Linked DNA regions of Homo sapiens: region 2 is linked to region 1. A link is a loop called in an ENCODE intact Hi-C map of the cell type or tissue named here. Cell type or tissue: heart right ventricle. All regions are shown on one strand. Each heading gives the region's core, and the rest is flanking DNA. Links, peaks and the distances in the headings are about the cores only.

Region 1 (11,154 bases), core at 3,200-8,199:
TGGCCTCATAAAATGAGTTAGAGAGGATTCCCTCTTTTTCTATTGATTGGAATAGTTTCAGAAGGAATGGTACCAGCTCCTCTTTGTACCTCTGGTAGAATTCGGCTGTGAATCCATCTGGTCCTGGACTTTTTTTGGTTGGTAAGCTATTGATTATTGCCTCAATTTCAGAGTCTGTTATTGGTCTATTCAGAGATTCAACTTCTTCCTGGTTTAATCTTGGGAGGGTGTATGTGTCAAGGAATTTATCCATTTCTTCTAGATTTTCTAGTTTATTTGGGTAGAGGTGTTCATAGTATTCTCTGATGGTAGTTTGTATTTCTGTGGGATCGGTGATGATATCCCCTTTATCATTTTGTATTGCGTCTATTTGATTCTTTTTTCTTTTTTTATTAGTCTTGCTAGTGGTCTATCAATTTTGTTGTTCTTTTCAAAAAAACCAGCTCCTGGATTCATTAATTTTTTGAAGGGTGTTTTGTGTCTCTATCTCCTTCAGTTCTGCTCTGATCTTAGTTATTTCTTGCCTTCTGCTAGCTTTTGAATGTGTGTGCTCTTGCTTCTCTAGTTCTTTTAATTGTGATGTTAGGGTGTCAATTTTAGATCTTTCCTGCTTTCTCTTGTGGGCATTTAGTGCTATAAATTTCCCTCTACACATTTCTTTGAATGTGTCCCATAGATTCTCGTATGTGGTGTCTTTGTTCTCGTTGGTTTCAAAGAACGTCTTTATTTCTGCCTTCATTTCATTATGTACCCAGTAGTCATTCAGGAGCAGGTTGTTCAGTTTCCATGTAGTTGAGAGGTTTTGAGTGAGTTTCTTAGTCCTGAGTTCTAGTTTGATTGCACTGTGGTCTGAGAGAAAGTTGGTTATAATTTCTGTTCTTTTACATTTGCTGAGGAGTGCTTTACTTCCAACTATGTGGTCAGTTTTGGAGTAAGTGTGGTGTGGTGCTGAAAAGAATGTATATTCTGTTGATTTGGGGTGGAGAGTTCTGTAGATTTCTATTAGGTCTGCTTGGTGCAGAGCTGAGTTTAATTCCTGGGTATCCTTGTTAACTTTCTGCCTCGTTGATCTGTCTAATGTTGACAGTGGGGTGTTAAAGTCTGCCATTATTATTGTGTGGGAGTCTAAGTCTCTTTGTAGGTCACTAAGGACTTGCTTTATGAGTCTGGGTGCTCCTGTATTGGGTGCATATATATTTAGGAGAGTTAGCTCTTCTTGTTGAATTGATCCCTTTACCATTATGTAATGGCCTTCTTTGTCTCTTTTGATCTTTGTTGGTTTAAAGTCTGTTTTATCAGATACTAGGATTGCAACCCCTGCCTTTTTTTGTTTTCCATTTGCTTGGTAGATCTTCCTTTATCCCTTTATTTTGAGCCTATGTGTGTCTCCACATGTGAGATGGGTTTCCTGAATACAGCACACAGATGGGTCTTGACTCTTTATCCAATTTGCCAGTCTATGTCTTTTAATTGGAGCATTTAGCCCATTTACATTTAAAGTTAATATTGTTATGTGTGAATTTGATCCTGTCATTATGATGTTAGTTGGTTATTTTGCTTGTTGGTTGATGCAGTTTCTTCCTAGCCTTGATGGTCTTTACAATTTGGCACGTTTTTGCAGTGGCTGGTACCAGTTGTTCCTTTCCATGTTTAGTGCTTCCTTCAGGAGCTCTTTTAGGGCAGGCCTGGTGGTGATAAAATCTCTCAGCATTTGCTTGTCTGTAAAGTATTTTATTTCTCCTTCACTTATGAAGCTTAGTTTGGCTGGATATGAAATTCTGGGTTGAAAATTCTTTTCTTTAAGAATGTTGAATATTGGCCTCCACTCTCTTCTGGCTTGTAGAGTTTCTGCTGAGAGATCAGCTGTTAGTCTGATGGGCTTCCCTTTGTGGGTAACCCGACCTTTCTCTCTGGCTGCCCTTAACATTTTTTCCTTCATTTCAACTTTGGTGAATCTGACAATTATGTGTCTTGGAGTTGCTCTTCTCAAGGAGTATCTTTGTGGCGTTCTTTGTATTTCCTGAATTTGAATGTTGGTCTGCCTTGCTAGATTGGGAAGTTCTCCTGGATAATATCCTGCAGAGTGTTTTCCAACTTGGTTCCATTCACCCTGTCACTTTCAGGTACACCAATCAGATGTAGATTTGGTCTTTTCACATAGTCCCATATTTCTTGGAGGCTTTGTTCATTTCTTTTTATTCTTTCTTCTCTAAACTTCTCTTCTCGCTTCATTTCATTCCTTTTGTCTTCCATCCCTGATACCCTTTCTTCCAGTTGATTGCATCGGCTACTAAGGCTTCTGCATTCCTCATGTAGCTCTCGTGCCTTGGTTTTCAGCTCCATCAGGTCCTTTAAGGACTTCTCTGCATTGGTTATTCCAGTTAGCCATTTGTCTAATTTTTTTTCAAAGCTTTTAACTTCTTTGCCATTGGTTTGAATTTCCTCCTTTAGCTCGGAGTAGTTTGATCATCTGAATCCTTCTTCTCTCAACTCGTCAAAGTCATTCTCTGTCCAGCTTTGTTCTATTGCTGGTGAGGAGCTGCATTCCTTTGGAGGAGGAGAGGCACTCTGATTTTTAGAGTTTCCAGTTTTTCTGCTCTGTTTTTTTCCCATCTTTGTGGTTTTATCTACCTTTGGTCTTTGATGATGGTGATGTACAGATGGGTTTTTGGTGTGGATGTCCTTTCTGTTTGTTAGTTTTCCTTCTAACAGTCAGGACCCTCAGCTGCAGGTCTGTTGGAGTTTGCTAGAGGTCCACTCCAGACCCTGTTTGCCTGGGTACCAGCAGCGGTGGCTGCAGAACAGCGGATATTGGTGAACCGCAAATGCTGCTGCCTGATCGTTCCTCTGGAAGTTTTGTCTCAGAGGAGTACCTGGCCGTGTGAGGTGTCAGTCTGTCCCTACTGGGGGGTGCCTCCCAGTTAGGCTACTCGGGGGTAAGGGACCCACTTGAGGAGGCAGTCTGCCCGTTCTCAGATCTCAAGCTGCGTGCTGGGAGAACCACTGCTCTCTTCAAAGCTGTCAGAGAGGGACATTTAAGTCTTTAGAGGTTACTGCTGTCTTTTTGTTTGTCTGTGCCCTGCCCCCAGAGGTGGAGCCTACAGAGGGAGGCAGGCCTCCTTGAGCTGAGGTGGGCTCCACCCAGTTAGAGCTTCCCAGCGGCTTTGTTTACCTAATCAAACAACTAACTGGACAGTGGCGGGCGCCCCTCCCCCAGCCTTGTTGCCGCCTTGCAGTTTGATCTCAGACTGCTGTGCTGGCAATGAGTGAGACTCGGTGGGCGTAGGACCCTCCAGCCAGGTGCAGGAGATAATCTCCTGGTGTGCCGTTTTTTAAGCTGGTTGGAAAAACGCAGTATTAGGGTGGGAGTGATCTGATTTTCCAGGTGCCGTCTGTCACCCCTTTCTTTGACTAGGAAAGGGAATTCCCTGACCCCTTGCACTTCCCGGGTGAGGTGATGCCTCGCCCTGCTTCGGCTCGCACATGGTGCACTGCACCCACTGTCCTGCACCTACTGTCTGGCACTCCCCAGTGAGATGAACCTGGTACCTCAGTTGGAAATGCAGAAATAACCCGTTTTCTGCGTGGCTCACGCTGGGAGCTGTAGACCGGAGCTGTTCCTATTCGGTCATCTTGGCTCCTCCCCCTCGCTCATCAGCTTTAATACAGCTCATTAGTGTATTTTTTGTGTGTGGCCCAAGATAATTCTTCTTCTTCCAATGTGGCCTAGAGAAGCCAAAATATTGGACACCCCTATTAATATAACTTATTTTGTTCATACCCATACACATCTAAAGGAGTGATAAAGAAGGGCTTTTGTTTCCTGAAATTACATTCAGAAGACAATATCACTTTTAAGTTTTCAGACTTTTTATATCTGTTTTGTGTAATGTACCAAAGGTGTCTATCAGTAAGTATTATTAGTCCCACTTTATAGATGAGTAAACTGAGATCCAGGACACCCAGTGACCTATTCAGTTATTCAGTGAGTTCAGGGCCAAACTGGAGCTGAAGTTCAGTCTCTCTCTTTCACCCAGCTTCCCTCACACAGCCCACCCTTCAGCAGCACCCCCATCTGCTGAGCTCCCTATTTGGACCTGCAGAAATCTTCCGACCCCAGGGCCCAGCTTTAAGCATTGGGGAACTGAGGGTAAACGAGAGAGTGACTTTCCCATGGCGTGTAACTTGTCGACCAATTTGAAGAGCATTTTCTTGGCCAGTGCTCTAATCCCAATGCTTGAGTAATGCCCTGAGACCACATCGACCGGGATCTGGGAAATTCCGACCTGACCGCAGCTCATTGTAATGGCCTCTGCCTAGGTGACCTTCTCCCTGTCAGAAAATACATCTTTTCTGCAAGTCCCTGGCCTGCAAATATCACTGACAGCCAGCTTAGCCCAGACAAAGGGCTTTGAAATGGTCCAGATAATGCATCGAGGGGAAAACTGTTTTCCAAGTGTGTAATTCGTCCACTATTAACCTGCAGCTGTGGAGATGGCCCTGCCTTTGATTCCCTTCTTAAACCAGGGCCACTCCTGTCATGTCATGTGACGCATGCTGCATGGCAGTAGACAGGGAGCAGAGGCTTGTCATATTTCCTGAATGCTAATGACCCCCTGGCCAGCTGGCTGACACTCTGCTGGCTGCCTGGCTGCACTTCAGGCCTAACCCACCATGGAACTTGTCTGCTACTTGGTTCTACCACGGAAGTTGTCCTGGTATTTGGCTGAGTGGCATGAGAGGGAGCTGGCAGCCTCTGCCATCTGGAGGAGTGTGTTAAGGATAGGGCTTGACACAAACACGAGGTCCTAACTTAGATACTCCGGGCTCCAGTTCTACCTACTGACACTGGGAAGCTGTGTGCCTTTGGGAAAAGCACTTTCCCTTTCTGGCTTCACTTGTATTGGCTACAAAATAAAAGCAATGAACAAAGTCATTGGACTTATATTTCCTAGATTCTGTTTTTATTTCCAGATGATTTTGTTTTGGATTAAGTGATGGGTACAATTTAAAAAGGAAAAAGAGGAGGAAGAGAAAGGGGGAGATGAATGCAGAAGGCCTGGGATAAATGATCCTAAGCACCAAAATATGTGTGCATGGGGTGAAAAAAGAGAACATTTTCACCATTATCCTTTTTTTCTTTTTCTTTTCATTATTATCCTGGTCTCAGAAAGTTTTCTGACCTCCCCCTGAGCTAAGCTTGGCCTTGGGTTTGAGGAATCAGGCCTGAATAAAGAGGGCCTATGGTACTGGTGAGTGTTCACCAGGTGAGAGTGGCCTGAGAGGCACGACAATGAGGCAAGGGGACAGAGAACAGGTGCAGAGTTGTGGCAAAGGTGTGGCACCACCGAATGAACAAGGCTGCTAGGGGAGGCTAGGAGGCAGCATCAGTGACATTTTCCAAAGTAGTGGGAGGTGAAGGATGAAGTCCTTTATAGCAGGGTCCCCAGTCTGTGGCCTGTTAGGAACCAGGCCGCACAGCAGGAGATGAGTGGTGAGCAAGCATTACTGCCTGAGCTCTGCCTCCTGTCAGATTCTCATAGGAGCACAAATTCCATTGTGAACTGTGCATGTGAGGGATCTAGGTTACACACTCCTTATGAGAACCTAACTAATGCCTGATGATCTGAGGTGAAACAGTTTCACCCCAAAACCACCCCCTGCCACCTGGATCCATGGAAAAATTGTCTTCCACTGGTTTGTCTCAGACTGACAAACCAGCCCCCGATGCCTAAAAGGTCGGGGATCACTGCTTTAGAGGGTGTCTTCAGAAGGGGAAATGGGGTAGGGAAGGAGCTATGATGAATATTCAGCCAATTAAATAATGGTAGTTTCAAAGGAGTGATTCTCAACCACTGACAAATGTGCAACATTAGCCCACTAATGTCTAGTGTAGGACTGAGGGTCTGCTTAATATGATAATCCAAGAAATAATGAAACATGGGGGAAAGTCTGCTTTATTAATTTTCCAGGCCCCAAATAAAAGATGAAAATCAGGGAAGCAAAATTACACTTACATCCCCAAAGGAGTGTGCCTCCCCAAAGCTTGGGTTTGTGAAACCCCAAAGCTTGGGTTTTCAGCTGGTAATGACTCCATCTGTAGAGCTTCTAAAAAATACAATGTCTAAGGCTCATGACCTAATGAATCAGAGACAAGGCCTTCCTGGGCATGGACCATAGTTAGCACTGCCTGTTGAGTAAGGGGAACGGGATGCCACCCACTCACTTCTAAAACAATAGCGAGGACAACTATGGGACATGAAACAGCTGCTTAAGAACTGTGCTCAATCAGGCCAGCTGTTTGTTCTACTAAATGTTAAATATTTGTTGAATAAATATTGCAAGACTAGACTGTGAGTTCCACTAGATTCTGCAATCTTTTAGTGCAGGGACCATGCCTAAGTCATCCTTGTGTCCCTAGTGCCTGGCACACAGTAAATGCCCAATGCATGTTTGTTGAGCATGTAAATAAAGGAGTAAATGAATACATGAATGTAGAATGAGAACTCCTGTTGGAATAGAAAGAGCCCGAGCTTTGACACTGGAAGCCTTCATTCCAATCCTGGTTTTGTAGCATTTTAGCACAGCATCTTTGGGCAAGTTGCTTCACCCATTTGAGCCTCAGTTTCCACATCAGAAAAAAACATGGGGACAATACAGTGTGCTTCATGTGGCTAAATGAGTTAATTTATATGAACAGGCATATGTAAGAGTTCAAAGTACTGGATTCAATTAATGTGAATGGGACAGAGTTCCATCTGGGGCTCTGGTGCGAGACACCGGCTCTACTTCCCTGAAGCAGGAGGCCTCTACTTCCCCATCAGCTCCTAGTCTTTTCAGACCCCAGAGCCCAGAGAGATGCAGGAGAGATCAGGGACAGTAGCTGTGAAATAACCTCCCTCCAGTACATCAAAATCCTCACATAGGACCAGACTGACACTGTTTTAATTTTAAGTGACCTTGATAAAAATGGCTCATTTTCCTTTAAATTCATCATCAGACAAAATTGCCTTTTCCCAGAAGCCATACACCACAAGTTTGGGTTGACATGATATATCAATGTAGCAAGACAACATAATTTAAAGGAGCCCTGTGGCTTTTACATTTGAGGCTGACTGTTTTCCAGCATTTGAGCCAATGCTCGGAGAACAGCTGGGGGATTAGGTACTAACGAAAAGGAAATGATTTGAAATATCCATGCTACGCTCCCTGCAAATCAGAGTGCCTGTGACTTGGCAAGCTTCATCTTTCCTCCCCACCCCTGCCACCCCCATTGAAATGTGTCTCCATACGGGGCTGTCTGCAGAGCTGCTCTGAGATGTTTACAGCTCTCTCGCTCTTGGCTTCCTTGTACGTTTGTGTGATGAAGGTTTGGCTTTGTTGTATCAAGCAAAATCACAGAGCTGGATGTTTCCCTTGTCTGTCTGAGAAATACTGCAAATATTATATTAGGTTGTGCCTTTGCGCCCGATCGTTTATCTCGCCTATAGTTGTACCTTTTGGGGACTATCCTGGGTAGTGGAGACAGAGCGAGGGAAGCAGAGGAGGCTGCAGCGTGTCACCCGGACAAGCCCCCACCTCCGGGCAGAGATGCCTCTGAATTGTTTTAAGTAGAGTCGTCTGGCTTCTGGGGACTTTCTCCAGTGATCAGCTAGATCTACTTGTCCAATCCAGATTAAATCCCCTGAATCAGCCAAAAGGCTTCCTCTCAGCCAAATCGATTCTCCCCATTTTTGTTTTTTAAAGTCCCTGGACTTCTCTTCTTTGGTATACTCAATCCCAATATCAGTTTTCTTCTTAACTGGACTTCCCCTTGAGACAATTAGAATGAAAAAAACAAAACGAAACAAAACTGTTGTTTTCTCCCAAATTTCTCAGGGTCACATCGGCTAAGAACAACCTATCTCAGAAGGAAGGTACCTTTCATTCTCCGAGGCTGGTACAAATAATATACAGATAAATAATAAAGATGTTCATGCTGTTAACCTTCATAACCTGCTGGAGTAGGGTTAGGAACTGAGACAAAGACTGCCTGATTAGGACTTGATTCTCGATGATGAGACTGAGCTAAAGCAGGAAGGAAAAATATTCATTCAACAAGCATTTTGAAGCTTCCAGACATTGTGGATCAGTATTGCCTCTGCATCTTCCTCAGTTCTTCATCTCTCCCCATTCTTCTAGTGTCCAGAACAACAGACATGACAACTAAGCAGGTAGACTTAGATCTTTTCCAGAAGACTGGGGAGGGGAAGTTGTGAAGACTTACACTTTTTTGGTTGTCGCCCTTATTGCAACTGCTTCTCTAACTAGAGTACTTGTACCCCTGGGGGCATGCAGTGGCAAACTAGGCAGTTTAAAGGTATAGAATAAACAAGTTATATCTTCCTGGGGCATTGATTTTATTTGAAGATTTGGGGTTAAAACATTTTTATATTAAAACAAACATATGTATTATGGAATAGAATGCAGAATTCACGTGAATTCCTGAGATAAAACATAAGACTTCAAAGAGATGTGCTGTGGTGGGGCTGCTTCAGGCGCTGCCCCCAGCCTCCCTGGAGGACACTCTCAGGCTCCTCTGCCAGAGGGAACTTTGCTGGGTGGAGACGTTTGAAAAGCTCTGGTATATCCCACCTCCAAGAATGGCCCAGCTTGCAGGCAGAGCAGTGCAGGGTGTCTCCTGAGCTCTGAAACTCATATAGATCATTGTGGGGAGCCCAGAAACCAGGGAATAAACTAGAATAGGGTGTTCTTAATAGCAGAAAGGCCTGGCAGGCTGCCGCAGGACAGCTCCAAGAACTTGCTCCATGTTCGAAGAGGACTAAAATAGCCAATTTCTCCCAGTCATGGGGATGCATCACCTGGGGGCCTGTCATTTCCTTGGAAGAAGTGGAATGGATTATGGTTATCAGGAAAGAAGCAACTAACTCACTTTTATTGCAGGGAAACTTAGTCTCCAGCTGCTCCCAGGGGACAAACGAATTCATACGCACACCTACACACAGAGGCTCCACACACCTACCTGCTGTCCTCAGAGCCAGCTGGAGAGGGGAAAGAGAGCAAATGTGATTAATGGGGCCACCCCAGGGGACTTGCTGGATGGCAAGCAAACCTGCAGGTACCACGGAGCCAATTTCAGTAACAGGTTTAAGGGATCCCTGAGACAGAAGGAAATGCAGCTGACTCAGCCATTCCGGCCTCCTCTAAGTCCAGAGGGAGCCTTGGGAGGAAAGGAGCTGGAGATTGCTGCAGAGATCGGTGCCAGGGGAAGCTTAACACTCACACCTCCGTTGCAGCGGCAGGGCTGATGGAGGAGATGCAGGCATTGCTAAGGGATGAAGGAACTTATTCCATGCATAGAGGTAACTCTGGTCTCTGTCTTGGCCAGTGTCAAAACGAAACATGATACTAAATATTCCTACAGTGCTTTATAATTTTCAGAGTATTTTCATGAATATTATCTTCTTCATTTTTATAGTAATTTTGTGAAGAGGATAAAAGAGGTTTGGAAAGCTTATTAAGTTTTTTTTTTCTTTTTCTGTTTGTTTGTTTTGGCAGGAGGTCATAGAGTCAGGGCTGGAAACATGGACTTGGCCTTGAGGCCAGTGTCCTGTCTCCACTCTTCCATGTCATTACCAGATGCGATGGATTTCTTGGCAGTCAGTGTTGCCAAACATTAAAACCAGGGACCAAGGAGAAGGTGCAGGAGAGAAGGTTCTCTGAAGCTATGAAGAGAATGGCCAGGACCTCCTTCTGTGCTTCCCTCCTTGCTACCTGTGTGGTCTTAGACAAGTTCCTTAACCTCTCTGAGCTTTTGCAAAATAAGGATGACATACATATATCACAAGGATTACTAAAATAGCTTACGTTACATGTTTGGCATGATGTCCAGCACACACTAAGTTATCAATGAAGATGAGTTGTTATTATCACCATTTTTCTTTTTGAAAATAGAAAAGAAATTTTCATTAGCTTAGAGAGGAACCAGAAAATCTCTCCAGCCCCTGGTATGTCAGAGATTTTTCAAAAGACACTATTAATCCAAAGAAGGCAGCAGGAAAAATCTAAACCCCAGAATAATTTGTGAATAAAATCATATTTGAACTAGCAACTGTTTACCAAAAAAACTTTATATTTACACACACACACACGCACACACACACACGCACACACACACACACATACAGAGTTGACCCTTGAACAATAAGGGCTTGAGCTGTGAGCTGTGTGGGCCCACTTATACATGGATTTTCTTCTGTCTTAGCTACCCTGAGACAGCAAGACAAACGCCTCCTCTTCCTCCTCCTCCTCAGCCTACTCAACATGAAGACATTGAAGATGAAGACCTTTATGATGATCCACTTCCACTTAATGAATAGTAAATACATTTTCTCTTCATTATGATTTTCTTAATAGCATTCTTTCTTTAGCTTACTTTATTGTAAGAATACAGTATATAATACACACACAAAATATGTGCTAACTGACTATGTTATTGGGAAGGCATTCAATCAAGAATAGGCTTTTCGTAGTTAAGTTCCGTGAGAGTTAAAAGTTATATGTGGATTTTTGATGGCATATGGAGTTGGTGCCCCAACCTCCGTATTGTTCAATGGTCAACTCTATATATACAAAATATATACATACATATTAAAAACATGTTGGAGCTATCTTCTCCGCAGTGCACATTGTGGGCTCCCAATCACTACAGCTGAACGACAGTGGGGAAGGGAGAGCTTCAGAGAATCTTCTTGTGTCTCTTGCACAAAATAAGCAGGCAGACTCCAGGGAACTGTGGGGAGGACAGCACCAGCTGGAGGAGGGGGGTCGGGCCTTCAGCCCACCCCTGTCTGGTTGTGGCCTCTTCCGGAGCTCACTTGGCAAAGGTCTATATTGTTTAACTCCAGGACTGCAGCAGGAGTGAACAAGATCCTGTTTGTGACCTTGTACCCCTACTCACGGGGAGGGCCCCCATCTCCGGATGCCCTTTGAAACCTTTGAGAATCATAGTATGTAGGAGACTCACACTGGAACTGGGAACCGACTTCTTTTACAAAGAAAGAAGCAGAGGCTCAGAGAGGCAAGGCAATCTGCCCCGGAGCCACACAGCAATTTCTCATCTTTACCCGACTGTCTGGCATCCATGTGGGCTTC
Region 2 (11,154 bases), core at 2,281-7,280, 59 kb after region 1:
GACAACTGAGGCAGGGAGCTTATCTTCCAACTCTGTCTGCCCCTTCACTTTATGCTTTTGGTCCTGGCTGTGGCCCAAAGTCTCCCTGGTGCTGTCTTCTCTTGATACCTTAATACATTCATGGAGTTGACAAGCATAAAAGATGGAGTACCTCTCCTCCAGCTGTCAGCTGATTGGCCTGCTGGGAGCCAGTGGGTCATACTACACTAGTGAATCAGGAGAAATGTTGTCTGGTGCTGGCATCACAGAGGGTCTTGGGGCATAGGGACTGCATTATTTTATAACCTCACCTTTGGGCAGAGAGAGCCTCTCCCTGTGCAAAGAAAGGATAGTTGGTCCTCCCACAGAATCATAGTATCCAATGTGGGAGGCTTCATGGTGTGGAGGAAAAAGCATATTCTAGTTCTACCACTGATTAATCATGTTGGCTTGAGCAAACGACATTCCCACTTAGAGACTGAGTGCCCTCTTCAATAAAATGAGTGGAGAAAGTTAAAAAAAAAAAACAGGTATTGTAAAAGACCCAATGAGACAACGTATAAGAAAAACATTTCAGAAACTAAAGTCTATATAATGGAAGGGATTATTCTGCTTGAAGCTGATTTCTATGACTTTCAAGTTATATCTGTCATCCTCTTCAAATTTAATGTGGCTGTGACTTTTACACACTCCCTCCATGTTTTAGCAGCAGATCCACGGTGACTCCGTGGAGGTATGGTACATAAGAGGGTGACTTGTTCTGTAGGAGGGCTACTGGCTGGGGCCAAGGTCATTCTGAATTCGGGCTGCAGGCAATACACTCCATGGAAGGCATGGAAGGCATGGATAGTACACTATCCGACCCAGTGATGTGGAGGCTGCTCAGAACCCAGGGCAATCTAGTGATCCTCTAGCTCTCAAATACCAATTCACTCAAAATACACATTCTTCATAAATCCCTTGCCATTAAAAGAGTTTAATTTTTTAATCTCAATAACATCAGGTTGCATGTATCATAGATATCTGAAATTAGCACTTCAATCACAGTATCACAGAATCTCAGAATTAAGGAAACTTGAGAGGTTATCTTTCCAATTCAACCCTAATCCAATTGTTCTATTTGGTTACGTTTCTCTCCATGATACAAACATGATTATAACTTTTCTAGTGGTGGAAAATATTTCTTGTCCATCTTCGTGCCTCCCATAATGTGACTTTGTGTCTTCCATCACAGTCACTTGAACATACTCAATGCTAAATAGCTTCTTTTTGAATGAATGAATAAATAAGTAAATAAATGGAGAATAAATGAATAAACGAATGAACTTTTGTTGCATAGCTAATATGATTTCAGTTCAACTAGTACAGAAGGTCCCTTACTTGTTAACAGGGACTTGAAACCAATGTATTCAGTCAACAAGTTTGCCTACTGGATCATTCACTGAAGAAATGTTTATTGGGCACCTACCATATGCCAAACACTGTTCTAGGAACTGAGAGTTTATCAGTGAATACAAAAGACAAGATCTGCTCTTATGGGGCTAACTTTCTAAAAGAGGGAAAACAAATGGGCCAATCTGATTGATGGGCTTTTAACAGAATAAGATGACTGACTATTTCACTACTGATTTAGCTATTCTAGCAACACTTAAGTACAACTTTTAAAAAATGAATTTGTTGACATCTACTATTTCCAGATGCTCTTCTAGGCATTTTGGGGAGAACAAGATAGATTATATACACAAAGACATCAAAATTTACCTGATGGGACTGAGTAGCACAGTTGTCACAAACTTTAGTACATTTGTTTTAAAACACTACTTACAGATTTTTTTTTTACCACACCTATGACCTGGGTTATTAAATTTTTATGTTACACAAGGACTTTATGAAGATAGTACATCTATGTGTGAGCTTCCCAGATTTGTATTTATCTGTCATTTATTTTAGGGAATGGTGATACTGACAATAACTGTTATCTGTGTGTGCGGCCGTAGATGAAAAAGACCATCCTGGGACCAACTGTCCTTTCCACATTGTGCACATAAGAAGATTACTCTTTGGTTTAGGAAAGAACGCTCTGTTTGCAAAATCAATGATTGTTTACTGCTTAACTTGGACTGTCAGCTCAGAGAACTCTTTGCTCCAGAACAGCCCCAGATGGTGCTTCCCACTTTCCCAAGTCCCTTCCTTAGCACTGACTCTTCCATGGCCATGTGTCTGGTGGTTTATCTGCTGCAGAGGCTGCTCAGCCTCCACTGGTTTTGTTTCAGGACTGGCATTGGGGCTGAGGGTATTATTTGAGCTGCCCGCTGACCTGTACACTTGGCTGTATGTCTTCTAAAACCATTCTTTTCCCACCTAGATACTCACTTAAAAAAGGTTTTGCTGTTTCTTTCCATAACCAGTGCTTATTTTTATAAAGAAACCTCTACAAATCAAGTGGATTTGTGTTTTACAAAGTCCAGGAATGGATTTTTTTTGTGGTTCATCTGACATTTTTAGAATCATATAGGTACATGTTTGCAGAATTAATACAACTTGAGTAATATGCATAATCATAGGGAATATACAACAATATGTAATAATCGTCTCTTACATAAGGAAACATTTGTTTTATCTATTAGTTGTTTGCCAATCTTATCTCTCTCACTGAAATGTAAGATGGTAGGAAAGGAGACATGGCTTAGATGCATCCTTTTATTCCTAGCAGGTAGCACAATATTCTGCATATAGTGAGTACTCATTGCATATTTATTGAACAATGGATACATTTTAAAAATATAAAGAATGAAAAATGTTACTTAAAAAACTGACACCCAGAGAGGTGTCTAAAACTCTAGCCTAAATCCCATGTGCTTATAAACAAAAATTATAATTTTGACCAAAAACCAAGCATATTAATTTACTGCTTTAACCTTTACAACTATGCTATGAAATAGACAAGGCTGGCTTTTCTACCCTTCACGATAGGTAAAAAACGGAGGCTACAAGAGTGAGTTTATTTGTCCAAAGCCACACAGCCAGCTGGAGGCAGAGGCAGGGGGCAGGAGGAGGCAGCAGGTTCCTACTTAGTGGGCCATGTCCTACAAAACGAACATGCTCACTGGATACTTGACGGATGATGAGCAGAGTATTTTATGGGCACCTATTATGTACTCAGCAACTTATAGGAAGCTTTGGGAGCGCTACAATTATAAGACACAGTTCCTGCTTTCACGGACCTTATCACCTGGCTGGAAGGTCCTGGAACCCACAGCAAATGTTTAAATAGCCATGTAAGGCAGAGAATGAGAAGGGCAAAAACAAACATGAGAGACCCTGAGCAGTGTGGAGCTCAGAAAGAGAGTAGACCGGCACTGGTGGCAGTAAATGAGGGATGGTTCTAGTTGCATCTCAAAGGAGTCGGGAGCATTGATTCCAACACTGACCGTGGTTCAGTCTGCAGGACTGCTGAGACTTACCTGATGCCTGGGAAAGAAGGGATCTTTGGCCTTGCAGCTCTTCACTCCCTTCTCATCCCTGTTCCACAGAAAGACAGGCAGAGAAGCCACCTGAGCAGCAGGAGAAGTCATCCTCTCCCGAGTGACCCCCGTTTTAGGCACGAAGGCTGCCTCCTGGGGCAGCAGTGGAGGGCCCCTCTATTAATGGGGCCCCATGCACTCAGGGTGTTACTCCCTGATGAGCATGAGGAGCAGAGACTGAAGGGGCAGACTCCTTCATCCCCAGAAAGTTGCCCAGACCCTTTAATTAGCGTCCCCAGCTTGTTACATCTGCCACTGTTTTCCCCCAAGGGATACAGCCAGGCCTCACTTGCGCTGAATGTTATCTTTCAAGAGCTCAGAGCAGAGTGCTTTTTCAGTAACCCCATCAAAGGATAAGCTAGGATTCAGATAAGCTTTTCAAGGAGGAAGTCGGGGTTATAATTTTCAGAGACTTCTGAATGTCACCTCCAATTTTCAACTCTTCAGTTCAAATGCCAGTTTGGGGGAGCTGGGCAGCCTCAGATATTGAAATGGCAACCTCTGACCTCGGTCCTTCCACATTCCTGGTCATCTTAGAGCCCGGCAGATCCAAGAGTTGAAAGTGCTGGAGATGTCTGACTTTATAATAATTCTGCTTCTCAGAAGTGCAAATTACGCAGGAATTGGTGCTAAACTCTCCATTAACTACGGAGTCCAAGGAACCTTTAGTTTCCCAAATTACCTGTCAGTTTCTCCTTGACGCCATATAATTCTGTCGTTTAGAGGGAAAAATGGTTGTAATTTGAAATTTCAGTGAAATTTCTAATTGAATCTGCATTTAACTTTGAAGACTTAATGTTCCTCCATTTCAGCAATGGGTTGAGTCGCATTTGAAATTTCAGTTTCATCTTCCCCTAAAATCCACAGCTCCTTTCTCCTATCTCAGGCAGGAACACACATTATGGCAGCACTGGCTGCTCATGTTTCATCATACAATCTTCATCCTGAAACAAGACCTTCAGAGGTCATCTAATCTATCCCCCACCTCAGTACTGGGAGGGAAGATGTAAGAGCTAAGCTCAAATAAGGTTTAAAAAATAATTGCTTCCCCTTTAAAAAAATCTCATAAATGATGATATACCACAATGATTCTTAGTAATGAATTCTGGTAACTCCTAGTCATCATACTGATCAAGTCATAGAAATATTTAGGTTTTGTGGTTTTTAAACATTCTCCCTGAGGAAACTTTGGAGCAGACATGATGACTGGGGGAGTGGGGGGCAGTTCTTGATTTATTTTCTACCCTCATGTAAACCAGAAAAGCTCACTTAATATAATTAATTAATTAGAAGTGGAGCTTTTCTGGTTGAAATGGTTTGATTTCTGCTTATATATTCACTTAAAGGAAGAATTCCTTAGCATTGGGAGAAAAAATGGATTGAAATCTGTTGAACGAATATCACATTACATCTGAAGCAACTGAGACCAGATAACACCATGTTGAACTCAATGCCACTGGCTCATTTATTCCACACATATTTATTGCAAGCTTTTTATGTGTCAGGCTTGTTCTAAGCACTAGAGTATAGTAGTGAACAAAACAAAGCCCTTGCCCTTATGGAGTTTATATTCTAGTGGAAAGAGAGAGACAATAAGCCAGAAATCAGTGAATATTGTGCCCAGGTAGTGCTAAAGGCTATGGAGAAAAATAAAATGGAATAAAAAGACAGAAAAAAACACTCGAGGTGGGAGAGGTGTGCTATTTTATATAGGATGGTTAGAGAAGGCCTTATGAAAAGGTAACAAAACCTTGCTATGCATATAACCAGGAAAGGAGCATTTTAGCAGGAAAAAATGTAAAATAGAAAGGGCACAGCCAAAGCTGTGGCCGAAGTGCAGTGAACAAGCGGGAGGACTGAGAGAGGAGGTCAGAGGGGTCAGAGGGATCAGAAGGGCCTGATCATCTAGGACGCTTTAGGCTGGCATAGGTCGTTCTGAGTGAGCCGTCGGAGAGCTTTAAGCGGAAGAGTGGCATGATCTGACTTAGTTTTTCTAAAGGATGGCTTTGGCTGCTAAGGGGGCTATGGTTGGACAACAATGGAAATCAGGAGACAGGTTCACCTCTTCGGAGGCTGTGGCTATAATCCAGGCAAGAGAAGATGTCAGGGTGAAGAAGGGTGGTGGCAGTTGGGGTGATGAAAACATGATGAAGTCCTGGATATTTTCTGAAGGTTGAGCTGAAAAAATTTGCTAATAATTTGCATTTGGAGTGGGAAAAAAAAAAGTAGAGTGAAAATGACACCAAGGTTTTATGGACTGAGCAAATGGAAGAATGAAAGTGTCATTTTCTGAGATGAGGCAGCTTAGGGAGAAGCTGATTGGGAGGGAAAATAAAAGTTTTGCTTTGGTTATGTGCAAGTTCCAATGATACCTGTTAGACATCTATTAGTCCTCAAACAAGAACAAACAATTTCTCCAGCACCAAGAAAGGATTTTTCTGCTATCCCCTTTCACCTTTCAGGAGCAATACAAAAAGTAAAATAGAGCCAATTCAAAGTTTTAACATGTCACCTTCTCTGCAGTTGGTAGCTCAACCATTGGTTCACTGGCCTACTAATTTCCTTTCATTGAATAATATATGCAAAGGGATACAAGCTCATTTTAACAATAGCCTATGCAAAACAGTAGTCTGCTGAAACTTGACCATCACAAATGTCTGCCTAAATCATGGAGAAAGCTTGCTATCAAAGTTGCAGATGGCACCCAGCTGGGAGGGATAGTTAATAACGCTGTATGACAAAATCTAGATTCAGAAGGCAGGCTAGAAGGAGGGGATAGAATACACAAGATGAATTTTATCAGAGATACATTTTGGGTCCCACCCTTAGTTCCAAAATGAACTGTGCAAATATAGAATGGGAGAAGTCTTAGTTTTCTAGAAATTCGTGTAAAACAAAGCCATAGGGGATTAGTTGACTGTAAGCTCATTATGGAATAGCATGGTACATGACTTTCAACAAGACTAATGTAACATAATAGAAATGTAGTGTCCTGAATAAGAGAGTTAATCATCTCAACCTATTGTGCACTGAACTGTCCACACATATCAGGATAATTATGCTCATTTCCAGTGCTGTATTTGAAATCGCAGTGAGCATCAACGGGAAGGTGCTTGAAACTCTCATGGCTTTCAGGATGTATCTTTAGCTATTGCTTTGGGGAGATAAGCAACGAGAGAACTGACTGAATATCTCTCATGCGGGGTCATCATCTCCTGGTGGTTATTCCTCACTTTTGATTATTCCAAATTGAGGTTGTGGGCTAATGCTTATCATAAGACCAAAGAATGACTCATTTTGATCCATTCTGAATACCATCTAGCCCACTTTTCTTATGCAAAAGACACTAATCCCATTGGCATTTAAATAGTTCTTTTGTAAAATGTTCAGGTGATCAGCCCCAAAACCATAAAATAGAAAGGGAAGGAGTAGAGAGAAAAAGGGAAATAGAGCATAGGTTCATCTAAGCTTACCTGTTTGCCAGCACCACACAGAAGGATGTAGCACCACACAGAAGGATGTGGCCCCACACATCCCATGTGGGTGCTCTCAGTTTCCTGCTTTCACCTCTTCACTCATCTGCTTTCTCACAGTCCTTGTCATTTAACTCCTCCCTGACCTGTTGTTTCTGTCCCCACATGCCTATCCTAGAAAAAAGAGTCAGTCCCCACTTTATTCTTGGCTCTTAAATCTGCTGCCTCAGAAATTCTTCTCTGCTCAGTTCCTGCTGTCTCCACAATGTGGGGAGAAAGATAAATTCTATGCAGCAAATTTGGTGGAAGAAGGCTGGGAAGAGGTCTTGAAAATGAAATAGAAAGTACCACAGTGGCAATTTCCTTCCAAAGACTACCTGTGTCGCTCGCAAATGCCTGTTACTCTTACTATTATAAAATTGGCCCTTTTCATGACAGGGATAGCTAGCTTCTATATTGGAGACTTGATGATGGCAACTAGCCGCCCAATTAGGGACTATAATTTCTTGGTCTCTCTTGAAGCCAGGAAGGGCCATAGGACTAGAATTCTTGTCAATGGAGTGTGAGCAGGAGTGGTGTACATCACCTTCAAATAATGGAGCTTAAGAAATAGGTGTATCTTCCACAGTCTCTTCCCATCTACTAGCTAAACGCAGAAGATTTTGCAGCCATAGGTGAGAATAAAGAGGCAATATTGAAGGGTTCTGAAGCCTAATTACCATCTGGAGGGCTTCTAGCATAAAACCATTAGGTAAATGAGAAAACACATATCTGTTGTGCTAAAGCCAGACTGAGGGGCTTATTTGTTTCAGCAGCTAGTGTTATCCTATTACATGATTTCTTTGGAAGAAATAACTCTGGAACCATATGCAAATTGTTTGCTTCTCTAATCTCTAGGTGAGGGGTAAAAGTGAAGGAGGACACTTTGCTCATACTGGGTCATATATCTAATGAGGAACCATTGAAGAAAGCTGGAATTAAGAACCCTGCTGTGTATATGTGTGTGTGTTTGGGGAGACGGTGATGGTCATTGACATAGGGGGCAGCACTACTCAATAGGTAAGAAGCTACAGGAAATCCAACTCACTTCAATGCATGGAAAACCTTTCTAAGTCTGCACCCTATGTATGCTCCGTGCATTGTCTAGTTGCCTGCTATGTCCCAGGAAAAAACTTGGTGATTGGCAAGCAAATTGGTACTACATAATGTTTCTTTCTTTTTAAAAATTAATAACAGATACGTTTATTATTACATATCCATCAGTGTGGCTTTTAATACTACTTGAAACATGTATATCATCCTAGAGACATAATATCTCTTAAATTTTAAAAATAATTTTTGAAAGTCCTTTTTGTGTCTGCCAACAATGAAACCTTGCTGCGAGGGAGTGATTTTTCCATTAGTGAAAGTTCCATGCAGAGTCTCAGTGAGCCCCTGGTGGAAGGTTGGGCTAGATAACATCCCAGCAGATCTCTTCCCATTTTTATTGTCCTACATCTCAAAGGCTTTCACAAACTTTTCCCATCCATTTTCTCTTTTCATCCTTATAACAAATCTGTGAAATTATCCTACTTTTAGAGGTTGAAAAATGGAGAGATTTGATAAAATGAGGCATCCAAGGTCACCTTGCTATTTAGTGATGACACTGGAACTGTAACTTTAATCACTTGATTCCTGGAACAGAGTTCTCTGGTGATTCTCAATTCTGGAAACAGAAAAGGATGATGGGAGGTTGCCAGAGAGAAATAGTAGTCTTTATTGAATGCTTGCAATGCTAAGTACTTTATATACATCTTCTCAATAATCACAGCAACTCTGTGAAGTAGGCACTATGATTAATCCATTTTATAGCAAGAATCAGATACTTAAAAGGGTAAGTTTACACAGCTCAAAGGTTGTAGATCTTGGGTTGGAGCCCATTTGTCTCACCCAAACCTTATACTCTTCTGCTCTATAGCTACTAGCTTCCTGCCAGGTGCAGAAGAAAGCAATGGGGGTCAGGGTAGTTCATGAAAGACTTCACTGGGGAGATGGGACTCAAGCTGGCTGCTGGAATTATAGGATCCACTGGTGTGTCCTATCAGGAAACTGGCCACAACATATTTCTGAGGAGCAAGAGTTCACATATATTTTCTTGTGCCTTTGCCATTGCTGATAATCTCCAAGGAATCTAGAAAGGGAGCAAGGTTGGGGGAGAATGGAAAATTTATCTACCTGTATCTTTCTGGGATTCATAGGTCATCCTCATGGGCATAAGAACTCTGTAAGGGAAAATAAATCATTGTTGGGCTGAGAACTTGATGCTTACACACACACACACAAACACACACACACATACTCACCAGAGACAGCCAGGGCTGTCTTTGATGGTTTGGGGAAGAATCATCTGAACTTTGAGGACTGCAGAGTAGACCCTTAAAGTGGCAGAATTAGACGAGCTCCCAGACATCAGGCCTTAGAAAAAATTCCAAACAGTTACAATTTCCACTGCTCCATCCCTATGGTCATGGTTACCACCGTCCCTAAGCCCTGCTATTCTTTCTCCCATATAATTTGTATTTTCTCTTTCTGCAGCCATGTCCACTTTTCCCCAATGATTTAACCTCACATCAGATCCTTCAGTGGGAGCTTTAATCTTGAACATTTTATTAATAAAGAAAAACAATTGTATTGAGTAGAGAGGACCTGTCTTCAGTGGAAACCCCTGTTTCTGCCCCCTCTTTCCCTAGACCAGCCCGCTGCTGCTCTAACTTATTTTCCTCTTGGTCAGATTCAGGGCTCTTCTTTCAAACATTGTGTCCCATCCATTCTGGTTAAACGACACTAACTACATTGTAAGTAATAGCTCGCCCGCAGCAATGTCGCTAACGGGTCTGTCTGTGCCTGGGTTATGAATGGGCTCGTCCTCAGCTGCAGTCACATGGCTCTGGGCTGGGAGCTCATCCATCTTGCAAGGTCAGACCTCATTGGTTTTTGGACGATGGGGAAATCTCCTAGGAAAACCTAGGATGCGGCCGAATGGGCTGCTCCATAGATAATCTCTCTCCTGGAAGGTGGTGCCTTTTCCTTCTCTCAGCCCAGAGTCACCAGTGCATTCAAAAGGCCAAGTCTTTAGATACCTGGATCGAACACTCAGGATAAACCCCAATTGCTACCTGCTGCCCTTAGATAGTATATGCAAGGGAAATACTTAAAGCGTATCTTTACCCAGGAACATCTGTGAAAACAGCCTTATTCTTCATAGTCATCTATCCTAGCAAAGCATCAGACACAGAGTCGACAGTCAGGAAGTATTTGTTGACTATTAACACTAACAATAGTTTTATTTTATTGCATGCCAGAGACTATGCTAAGTACTTCACACATATTAGATAATTTTATTTTACTTAATGCTCCTAGTAAGCCTATGCATTAGGTATTGTTATTTTACTATTAGAGTTCAGGAAACTAAGGCCCCTGCAGTTTCCTCATCCTGAAGTCACACCACTTCTGAGAGGTGGAGCCAGCATTACAGACTGCCTGACTCCAAAACCCAGTCGTCTTAGGCACCCTATTATACTATTTCCTTAAAGGAAAAAAAAATTGTTCTTACCATCAGCCATGTTTTAAAGTCACTGGCATTTTCACATCTGCTCTTAAAAGTCTGATCCAAATGCTCCATACATAAATACCTGTGATTGTGTGTGTGCCTGCGTGCAAATACATACACACCCAAGTTCATACTAAGGGAGAGGGAAATGATTCTGAAATGGGTTGGGGGACAAAACACCCATGTTCCCTCCTCAGCTCTGCTTTATGAAACCCTGCCCAGCCACATACCATGTGGCACATGGTGACACATGACCCCCTAAACCCCCAGTCCCTGGTCCTCAGCCCTACTACTCCCCACTTCATTCTCAGTCATTCGGTGTAGGATCCTTTAGATTGCCTTGTTTCAAACTGAACTTTCACCTTGTAGATTTAACAATGGAACTGGACTTCCCCCATTTTTTGACCCTTGTCATTCTCCAAGGACTCCTTCATTGAGGTTTTTTCCTCCTGGCAGGTTAAGGCACAGACCTTGCACAGCTTCATACTGGCACATAGGATCCCTGTATTCTTTCATTCATGAATCATTTGTCTAGCAGATATTAATTGGGCAACTACTATGTGTCTCTGCTCAACCCTAGAACACACTG

What was found. Hi-C counts contacts between places; a loop is a spot of excess contacts. Peaks named below come from ENCODE experiments on the same cell type or tissue, not always from the same donor. Only the 100,000 strongest peaks of a DNase experiment are listed, where the experiment ranks them.
Region 2: it touches region 1 in a loop (4-fold over the local background); 3 of 110 quality-filtered maps call a loop at or near these places.

The regions. Positions count from the first base shown.
Region 1 is chr11:115,959,427-115,970,580 of GRCh38, reverse strand. No RefSeq gene overlaps it. Among named protein-coding and RNA genes, the nearest start is that of LINC02703, 45 kb to the right of the region's middle. RefSeq lists an enhancer at 2,736-3,306. In heart right ventricle, for the core only: no CTCF peak of the experiment used is centred there; no DNase peak of the experiment used is centred there; H3K27ac peaks cover 3,074 bases.
Region 2 is chr11:115,899,012-115,910,165 of GRCh38, reverse strand. It overlaps LINC02698 (long intergenic non-protein coding RNA 2698), which reads right to left. Exons shown (of 5, transcript XR_001748394.3): 3 at 9,319-9,430; 4 at 9,191-9,237; 5 at 8,592-8,681. Among named protein-coding and RNA genes, the nearest start is that of LINC02703, 15 kb to the left of the region's middle. In heart right ventricle, for the core only: no CTCF peak of the experiment used is centred there; no DNase peak of the experiment used is centred there; H3K27me3 peaks cover 913 bases.